2 separate regions of the Mus musculus genome follow, and region 2 is linked to region 1. The links are chromatin loops, found by intact Hi-C in ENCODE. Cell type or tissue: heart. All regions are shown on one strand.

Region 1 (5,000 bases):
GTGCTGGGAATTGAACCCATGTCCTCTGCAAAAAAACAGGCAGTGCTCCTAACCTCTGAATCATCTCTTCAGTCCCTGTATTTGTTTTTAATTTATCCCAACTGCAAGCATTTATTATGTAGCTGAAGATGACCTTGGGCTTCTGGATCTTCTGCCTCCATCTCCCAGTTGTAGGGATTACAGGTCTCTTATGCCCGGTAAATGTGATTTTTATCCTCTAGGAACCGAGTGCAGTAGAGAAATGTTTAAAAATCACAAGATAAGAGAATTAAGCAATATAAGAAATCAATGAACAGAAAAGAACTATAGAAAAGTGGTATCCTGAGTGTATGGAGATGTCGGGAGCGTGTAAAATCTTATTGCTGTTGACTGAGGCCCACTTTGAATCCTGTTTCTTCTAGGGTCACCTGGCGAATCAGCGACTCTGGTGATGTGATACAGAGCCCTTGATCTGCAATGTCAATCTTTTTCAACAGAGAAGTCTCTTATCTCCAGCACACCTGGGTTTCCAACATAGGCAACTGAAACCCACGTTTCCGGGTTAGCGGAAATACGAGCAATTGTTTTGAAAACCAGTGACTGAAACCTAGAAAAGAAAAGCAAGGCGGGAAGAACGCAATAGTTAACTCTGCGGAACCACCAGGCCCTGGGGAGCAGGGAAGGAAGGTCATTCCAGCCTACGCCGGCTCTGCGTTCACAAGCAAGGCAGGCTCCGCCCTGCGCCTGCGTAGTGGCGACTGTTCGTTGCAGTGGAACGCCTGAGAGAGGGAATCGCTCCTGCGCGTTAGCAACCGCGGAGGGGAGGGCGGGGAGCTGGAGAGGCAGGAAGGGGACGTGGCGCGCGTGCGCGCAGTTCGGCGCGGCTAGGCGGCCCGCAAGGGCGGAGGGGAGGGAGTGACGCTGAGGGCGGGGCTGTCCGTGGCGCTGCCGAGCTTTGCGGAGCTGGGCGGTGCCGAGGAGGAGGTGGAGGAGGCGGTGGCGGCTGGGGTCTGACGCGGCCCGGTTCCTGACGCGGCCCGGTTCCTGGGGGCCTGCTTGTTTATTTATTTATTTCCAGTGGGCGCCGCCAGCGTGTGCGCGCGCTGTCGCTGCTCGGCGGGGAGGGGGTGGGGGGAGGGCCCGCGCCCGGGGGGAGTTGGAGCCGGGGTCGAAACGCCGCGTGACTCGTAGGTGAGAACGCCGAGCCGCCGCCGCCGCCGAGAAGCCCTGTTAACGCTTTAGGGAGGAGAGTCTGGTGCCGACAAGATGGCGGACGGGGAGCTGAACGTGGACAGCCTCATCACCCGCCTGCTGGAGGGTGAGTGCGGCGCCGGCTCGTCTCCCCACCCGGCCGCGGGGCCCTTCCCGCTCGAGCTGAGGTCGGAGAGGAGGGCAGGCGGGCGGGCGGGCGGGCGGGCCGGGTGCCCCAGGAGGCCAGGAGCGCGGGCTGGCGGGCGGGCAGGCGGGGAGGCCGGGCCGAGCGAGGCCGGAGGCCCATCGGCTGGTACAGTCTTCCCGAGAGGCGGCCGGGCTCCGCTTGGCCGCTGTGCTGGCCTCTGCAGACCGTTCCGAAGAAGGGGCGAGGATGCCTGCCGCTGGGCTTTGTGTGTCCGTGGAATGTGTATTTCTCGGTTCTCTTTGTGCGTTGCCCTTGGCAGCCTCCGATGGTCGTTCCGGTAGTGAATTTTACATAAAACCTTCCCAGTAAGGCTCTCGGATCGTTTGCATTTTACTGGATGCTCTAGAAAGAATTAGGGAGAGGATACGATGACTAGTTTACCATTTATTATCTGGAGTATAAAAAAACAGTAAAAATCCTGAATCAGGTTAAAGACGTCCGTTAGAAATACGAAACGCCCGGATACATGTGCTGAAGGGGTTGATTTGGGGGCTTTTTTTTTTTTTTAAACATGTTTGAGCCGAGTTTAATTTCTGCACAAACTTAGCAAATGTCTGTTGTGAATAATCTCTTGAGCTTAAAAGGTATTTTACAAGTGTTCTCAGCATTTGAAGTTCCGGGTTCTTATGCTTTTATCGATTAGTTTTGTGTTGGTGGGAACATAAGGAGAAAAGAGGAGATGGAGAGGCCAGTAGTTAAATGTATTGGTCCGTTGGGGGATACTGTTCGAAGTTAAAGGCGGGTCTTGGTCAAAAGAACCCTTTTACGCTATAAAATTTGCGTCGTCACTAATTGTGGAGTGTGTAAAAAAGAATTGCGTTTTTGAGTGGTTAAGAGTCCTTTTTGTCAGCCTCCTAATGAATGCGTGTGTTTACTACAGCGAAGCTGTTTGTGTTTGGAATTTTACCAAAGAGCGTGGAGAGGGGTGACTTTTCTTTAACTAGTTAAAGTACGAAGTATTTATTCTCTGTTTAAAACAACAACAACAACAAAACAACTCTGTTTATATGCTCCAGATGTAAAAGCTTTCCAGCAGCCTTAAGGCTGAGAAAAAGGCAGAACTTTTACCAGGAACTCTTTCTTATTTACCTTCTCCTTTAGTATCAAGTTATTCCTGGGAGGCCCCCTGGTGCTTGCTGTGTTTACTGCTTGGGATTTTGTGGTCTTTAATTGATAGAAACATCTTGCTGGGTCTGTGAGAAATTTGTTTAGTTAAAAAAAATTTATGCTTGTAGTACATGGCTGGCTCTATTAGGGAAATATAGTTATTTTAAATCTTTATATCTTGTTACTCTTCGGAGAAGGGGAATTTAAGCCCACCACTGTTTTCATATAATCTAAATTTTAAATTAAATTTGGATCAGATTTTATCGCAGTTTATTAATATTTTTAATTTTTCATAAATACCTTATAGCAGATGCATGTATTTTAAACCGATCTAGAAGCCTTTAAATCAAATGTACTTCTATACAGTTACAGATGCTTAAATACAACTAATAGAGTGGGAGTTGTAGAGAAAAAGGGGAAAGTAGCCTGAGCTATATCATTGTTAAATATTTGGTTCTATCATCAGTCACCAGCACCCACCAGTCCCCCCTTCTTGGGTAAGAATACGTTCTTTTTTTCTAATATAGCAAGTGTTTATTGACTGCACTGCCAGGCACCAGGAGTCAAAGATAAGGCTCACTCCTCACTCAAGCAGCTCAGTATAAACAAGTGGCTTCTCAGTGTGTGCTAGCCTTCCTGCTCTTCCTGCTTTGAATGTACAATTTATTAGTAGTTTTGTTACATTCTTGTTCCTTAATCCAGACGAAGACTGCTTTTGTTGTTACTCTAAAATATTACCAGTCCCTCCTTCCCTCCCCAAGCCTAAACCTGTTCAAATAAATTTTGAAGTCTTGGATTTTCTAGTGAGTAAATTCAATCTTGAAAAAAAAATTTTTTTTGAGACAGGGTTTCTCTGTACCTGGCTATCCTGGAACTTGCTCTGTAGACCAGGCTGCCTCAAACTCTGCCTCCCCAAATACTGGGAATTAGAGACATGCACCACCTCTGCCGGGCAGCCTACTTTAGTTTTCAGTATTACATGCTAATTTAACTCAAATTCAAGTGGTGCTATTCTGTAAAGTTGCCTCGCAGAACAGAATAACCTGGTTATATATTTTGTGCGTCCTAAATGAAAGTGAACATTAAAAGATACATAATTATAGTTAAAGATGTCTAGGTTATATATTTTGTGTGTCCTAAATGAAAGTGAACATTAAAAGATATGTAATTATAGTTAAAGACGTCTATCCATAGCAAGACTACAGTTAGTGGTCATTGTATTGAAAGTGTGAAGAGAACCTTCGAGAATGTGTGCTCTAAGGACCAGTATGATAAATATGACATCCTTGGTAGATAAAATGTGTGGATTCAGTGTGTTCAGCCATTTCACAGTGTATGCACTTAAAATATGTGTTCCTAAAAGATGCAGTGTTGTCTATCAATTAAAGATTGCTTTTGGCTGGGCAAAAAGTTGTGGCTTTAATCCCAGCACCCAGTAGGCTGAGGCAGGCAGATCTCTGAGCTCTAGACCAGCAAAACACAACAGGAAAAAAACCTTGCTTTTGTAAAAATGTTTTTTTGCATTAAGAGAAAAAAATTGATCAGAACCTAGTCTCATTTTAAAGTGTTTACTTTATGTTACAGTTTATTCATTTAAAAATATATTAAACTCTGATGGCCAGTTAAGTGCACTCACTTTCAGTAACTACTTTTTATGTTACTTTGTTCGATGTTAGACCATTTAAATAAAAAGACTAGAACATTGTTTGGACTGGGTGTGCTTCTCCAGTATTATTTTCTTGGTTTAAGTTTTACTTACAACTAAACAATAACTGTTTTGCCATCTGTAGTGACCCTACTATAGTCTTGTGATTTATCATAATTGATTACATAAGTTCAGATTAGTTCTGTGAGTGAGCTAGAAAGCCTGCCTAGTAAAAGGTTTTGCTTAGAGTGGTTGTTCTCTAGATATTTGAAGAGGAAGTGGGAGTCACCTGGGGGCCTTAGGTAACATTCCAAATGAGTTTATTTTGAAAGAAGTCAAAAGTAAGTAGAATCCTGATACTTTGTGAAAGAGAATCAAATGGTGCCCTTGGAGGCCAGAAGATGCCCTAGAACTGGAATTACGATGTGATGAGCCGCCCTGTGGGTGCTGAGATTTGAACCCAGGTCTTCTGCAAGAACAGCCAGGCTCTTAACGGCTGAGCCATTGCTCCAGCCCAAACCTTCCCTTTTAAAGACAACTTTGAGATGCAGTTCATATCCCACATGGTTTGCCTATTGCTGCTGTGTTAGTCAGTGAGTTTTAGTGTGTCCACAGTGTTTTGCAGCTATCACCACTGTCAGCTTTAGAACATTCTCCCTCCCTTCCACCTCCCCCCACCCCCACAAGCCCTGTTTCTTTTTTCTTCATCTGTCTCCCTCTAGGCAGTAGAGCGGATCGGATCGTTAATCTGCCTTCTTTCTCCAGATTTGCCGGTTTATGCACATATTATGTAAATGAAAGTGTATATAATGTGGTCTTTTGTGACTAATTTTCTTTTGAGTTTTTTGAGTTCAAGTTTTTGAGACAAGG
Region 2 (5,000 bases), 120 kb before region 1:
GGCAGGCAGCAAGCTGGAAGTGAGTACTTCCAGTCCCCCTCCCCTCCCTGATCCCCAGCCTCACTGTTAACACGTTCTGCTGTGCCAGGTAGGGGGACTTGACAATACACCATGGTTTTAGGATGTGTTTGCAGGTTGGGTGAATTACTTATAGCTGAGCCTCCATTGGCTCTGTGGACTCTTCCCCCTCCCTACATTAACTGTCTTTCTGGCCCCTTGCTTCCCTAACTCCAGAGACAACTGGAAAATGAGCTCTGTCCTCTTTCAGCTTTTCTCCTTCTCGACCTTTGTCTCAGTTAACTTCTTCCTTGGAATCTGTTCCTCCCTGGATTTGAGAAGCCTTAAGCACCTTTTTTTTTTTTCTGATTTCCACTCTTCCCACCTTCCAATGGCATCCCTATGTCTAACCCTAGAAGCAAGGCTCCTCTTAGACTCTCCTGTCTCAGTCGTATTGTCTCCTCTCCACAGGTGTGCATCATCTCACTGAGGTTGATCTATTTCTAGAGTCATCCCACCCCACCCCCACCAGCACCTTGAACCACATAGCACTAGCTTCCTTGTCTCTCACTCCCCCCCCCCCCCACACACACACACTTTTTCCCCCTTTTCCCAGACACCAACCCTAAATTTCCAAACCCTTAAAACACATTTCCCCCTTGGAAGCTACATATGGTATAAGATTACCACTCCTACCAAAAGAGGAGCAGTGGGTTGGGGCGGATTAAATGTCTCCAGAGCTCAGGAAAAAAGACCCCTTCCTTCTCTCAGAACCTCCCATCTAGCCATGAGGCAGCCTGGCTCACCAGCCAGTCGCTGACTCAACTGCTGGCTCTCGCCCTGGACTCTGCCTCCGTGGCAGCCCACAGAAGCCAGGCAGTGTCCCTTCTACCTGCTCAGGCTTGCAACTAGGAATCTCTCATGAAGTCAGCTCCATCCCAGGCCTTTAAACCTGTCTGACTCACGTGCACCAAGCAACCAAGAGCCAACAAAGGCAGAATTCCAAGGTTTCTCAGTCCTCTGACCTCTTCAGGCACCCTCTCCTCTTCCCCTAACTAATGGATCTTATGTCAGATAAATATTTGTGTGACTCCAAGCTCTTCCAGAAAGGTGAAAATTGTCTGGCTTCTGCTCTGTCTTGTGCTGGCCACACTAGTACCAACCAGCTCTAGCCAGGGCTTCTTTGTGGAGGGAGAGTCATAATTAGCACCCACGCCCAGTCTTGTTCCGAGGGATGTATGTCCCCAAGTCTTGCATCAGCCTCTCAGCAAATTCCACATTCCCAGGTCTTCAGTTCTTCATTGCTTAGGAGTATCTCATGTCCTTCTCCCTTATGCCTAGGGCACAGATCTGCTGCTCTCCCCTCAGCACTGCTCTGGGCACAGGTAGCAGACCCGTATAGGTTTGTCTTTTGTACAAGGCACCTGGCTGCTCTCCTGGGGGGATGCTGATGGCACTGATAAATAAATAATGATGCTGACACTGACAGCCTAAATAAGTATGCTGTGTGCCGCTACAAGCTTCTCTGTCTTGCACTGGTAACACCACCTGAGTGTGGCTGGCCTCTTTTTCAGATGGGAATACTGCCACTCAGAAGAAAAGGGGAAATGGGCCTCACCATTTTAACCCTCTCTCCTCCTCTCCCTCCTCCTCCTCCTCTCCCTTACCTTCTTCCTCCTCTTCTTCCTCCTTCTCCTTCTGTCTCCCCCTCTCTTTTTCCTAATTCCTCTTCTCCCACCCCTCCCTAAGCCAAAATAAAACCTCTTTCAGCCCAGTTTACTGAGGAAACTTAAGTTTACAACACCTGGAATTGATCTCTAAAGATATCTTTCCCTACAGTCCGGCTGTCCTCTCTCATGTCCCTACTCCCTTCCTGTCTGGTTTCCATTCTTTCCAGTCCTGGTCTTTCTACTCTACAAGCATGTTCCCTGAGTGCCTCCCTGCCCTGGGTCTACCAGTATTTGCTAGTCCAGACCTTAAGTTGGTCTTGCTTCAATTCCATGTTGGATTTCCTCCTCGGTTGGTTTTTTTCCCCCCTGGTTCTCCTTTGCAGCTTCCTCCTCCCATCTTTGATTAACCCATCACCTGCAACTGGGTGGACTGGGAATGTTGACAGGGCTTGTATCAGCACTGATTGTACAGCAGATAGGTGTGGAGGCCTGAAGAGCAGGTTTGTCAGGGAGAAAAAGAAATGACTGAAAACAGGAAGCCAACCTAAAGGGGTAATGCTCAGCACAAAGAAGACAGAGAGATGACAGATAATAAAATACATTGATAACCCTTCTTCAGGAAAAAAGGTGCTGGACTGTGACTCTTTTGCCAGAAAAAAAAAAGTGAAGAAAATACATAAGCCAGAGGACCGTAGAGATGTGTGATCGCTACAGTTTACAAGAGCCCATGGAGCCCAGACCACAGGATGTGAAGAACTTTCTCTAATTCTCTAAGCCTTCTATTTGTGCCTCCCTGGTTAACAAGCATTTACAAAAACCCTTCTGGGAAGGACTGAAATTCTGTCTATTCAGCTCTTTCTACTTCAGTGCAGATCCTTGTTAAATAAACCTGGATGGCAGGGTAGTGAACTCATCTACAGCCTGCGTGCTGTTAGATAACCTCACTGGGATTTCTCTTTCCTCCTAGGATCAGCCCTTCCTGAGAACCTTCCGAAACAGTAACTACAAGTATCCTACCAAGCCAGCCATTGAGGTAACCTCTGACTCATGTCTGTGTCTCTTAGACACAAGTCAGTCCCACCTGCCAGGGACTTGGGGTGTGGTGCAGATTTCACTGTTAGTTTAAGCACAAGTATACCCATCTTACATACTGGGAATTGGAATGTACAAAAACACAAAAACAAAGCGAAACAATCTGGAACTAAGGCCCCAGAATAGTCCTGACTTGTTCTCAAGTTGCCCACCTGATGTCAGTGGCCAAGCAGAGCTTCCTCTCACTGAGATCAGTGTGCACTGACCTTTGCTGTCCTCAGAGACATTGTTTTCAATTAAACAGCTTAGCCTTACAAGATCAAGATAGCAGGGATAAGGAGAGGTAGGTATTAGTGTTGAGGGTGGGGCAGGGGGCATGAAGTGCCATCAACTTCCTGAAGGTGGAACCCTAAACTCAGTGGGAAGGAAGCTCTGTGCCAGGGGTGGGGCATGACAGGAAGCTGACGAATATCCATACCAACCCCCACTCTTACTGGGATCAATCGATCCCATTCTGAGCTTTCAGAGCCCTGTGGCTTTAAGGCTTGACACTCCAAAGATAGCTTGCCAGATCCTGGACCACACTACACCTTGAAGGACCTAGGTCTAGCCCAACAGGACAGAAAACAAAACATTTAACATCCACGCTGAAAGCTGGTGGGGATTCAGAGAAACATTGATGTGGTCCTGACCTGGGTAGTTAGGGTCCAATAAGAGTCCACAACTATTTAGTAAGCATCTAATATGTGTCACACACTATTTCAGGGAGTCAGAGTAGACCAAACAGATGGGATTTAGCTTTTACAGAGTCCCATCTGCTGAGTTGAGGCATCTAGGACATAGCTAAAACGATCCTTTAGGATAGGGACAGCAGTTGCTCAGAGGATGGAGACAACAGACAGAAAATGATGAGCCAAGGGAAGTGTGGCTGGTTCTGATGAAACATAATTGCTGAGCCTGTCTGAGATGGGGAGATTTGAACGGACACATGCAGGTCAAAAAGATGGCAGCTGCATGGAGGGCCAGAGAGAGCACAGAGGCTGGCAGCAGACAATAATTGAGGACGAGGAGGAAGGTGAGAGTGGCTGAAGTCGGGGCTTGTGAGTGTGGCTGGTGAAAAGCTAGGAGATCAAAGCGGTGCTCAGGGCCAGCCCACACAGAGCTGAGTGCCTGAGAATGGAGGTTAGGGTCCGGGCAGAGAGGCCCGGGGAAGCCATGGGAGGACCTCCCTATCTGCAGCCTTCTGGAGATGATTTCAGACATCAGTGCCTGGGGGAAACTTGCTTTTTAAGATAGGGTTGCACATGGTCCTGGCAGACCTAAAACTTGTTACATAGCCAAGGACAACCTTGAACCCCTGGTTCTCTTGCCTCCATTGCCTAAGTGCTGGATTGCAGGTATGTACCTCCACCGCTCCTAGCTTTTTAAGTCTTTGGTTTTTGAAATATGATCTCTGGGCTCTAAGTCACAATGATCCTTCTGCCTCAGCCTCCTAAATGCTGGGATTAGAGGCGGGAACTGCCACACCTTTCATAAGCCAACTGAAGCTCGGAGAATAGCCTCTGAGGAGGTGCCAAGAGGCTGTCAAGTGTGACATTCTGACTATTGCAGCAGTGTGGCTGGGAGCTGTCACCTCCAGGATCTCTGGGTTCTGACCCACCTTAACTCAAAGGAGTCAGGTTCTGCTTGAACCACTGACCAAATTCCTGTGTGACTGAGAGAGTCTTGTCAACCTGGCATTCATTTATTTCCCACCTCCTCATCAGACACTGAGAGGGGCAGCCACCATGCTGAGTAGGGGATGGGCAGTAGTGAGCAGGGAGGACCTGCTCTTCTGGATCTTTAGTCTCAGGGATTTTTCTTTCAGATATTGACCAACTTTAAAAAGGTTATGTGCTTGCTTTAATAGATTGTTGCTTAAAATAGGCAACATCAACACTATCTTCGTTACAAAGTGTTATTCTGTACCTACTTGGTGTACATACAGCAAGGTGGCAGTACCCTTGAAAGTCCCAGTTGAGTTCATAGCACAGTGTCCTTTCCTTTGTGACAGGTCCGATCTGTATGTGTCAACTCCAATAGAACATGCTTGACTATTAGAGAGTTCTATGATACTGGTGGCTCTAGAACTATCTTTTGTAGACTTACATTTCCCAAGTGCAACTTTCCCATCTGCCTGGTTTTTTAACTCCCATGAAACGTCTAAACAACTTGGTGACATCACTGTGATCTGCTGAGTAGGGCCATGGAATAAACTAACCTATTAGACAAAGCAAATGTTTAAGAGCATGTTTGAAGGCC

What was found. A loop is a pair of places that touch in the nucleus more often than their neighbours do. Peaks named below come from ENCODE experiments on the same cell type or tissue, not always from the same donor. Only the 100,000 strongest peaks of a DNase experiment are listed, where the experiment ranks them.
Region 2: it touches region 1 in a loop (3.0-fold over the local background); 19 of 42 quality-filtered maps call a loop at or near these places.

The regions. Positions count from the first base shown.
Region 1 is chr5:32,458,111-32,463,110 of GRCm38, forward strand. Ppp1cb (protein phosphatase 1 catalytic subunit beta) reads left to right here and starts at 860. Exons shown (of 8, transcript NM_172707.3): 1 at 860-1,297. The coding sequence starts at 1,246. In heart, CTCF peaks have their summits at 1,286 and 2,503; a DNase peak (open chromatin) is centred at 841; H3K4me3 peaks cover 3,398 bases; H3K27ac peaks cover 2,816 bases.
Region 2 is chr5:32,335,436-32,340,435 of GRCm38, forward strand. Plb1 (phospholipase B1) reads left to right here. Exons shown (of 59, transcript NM_001081407.1): 45 at 2,635-2,700. All of the region lies in intron 1 of Gm36840 (a long non-coding RNA gene), which reads right to left. Among named protein-coding and RNA genes, the nearest start is that of Gm36840, 17 kb to the right of the region's middle. In heart, a CTCF peak has its summit at 3,081 (motif pointing right); no DNase peak of the experiment used is centred here; H3K4me3 peaks cover 347 bases; H3K27ac peaks cover 2,599 bases.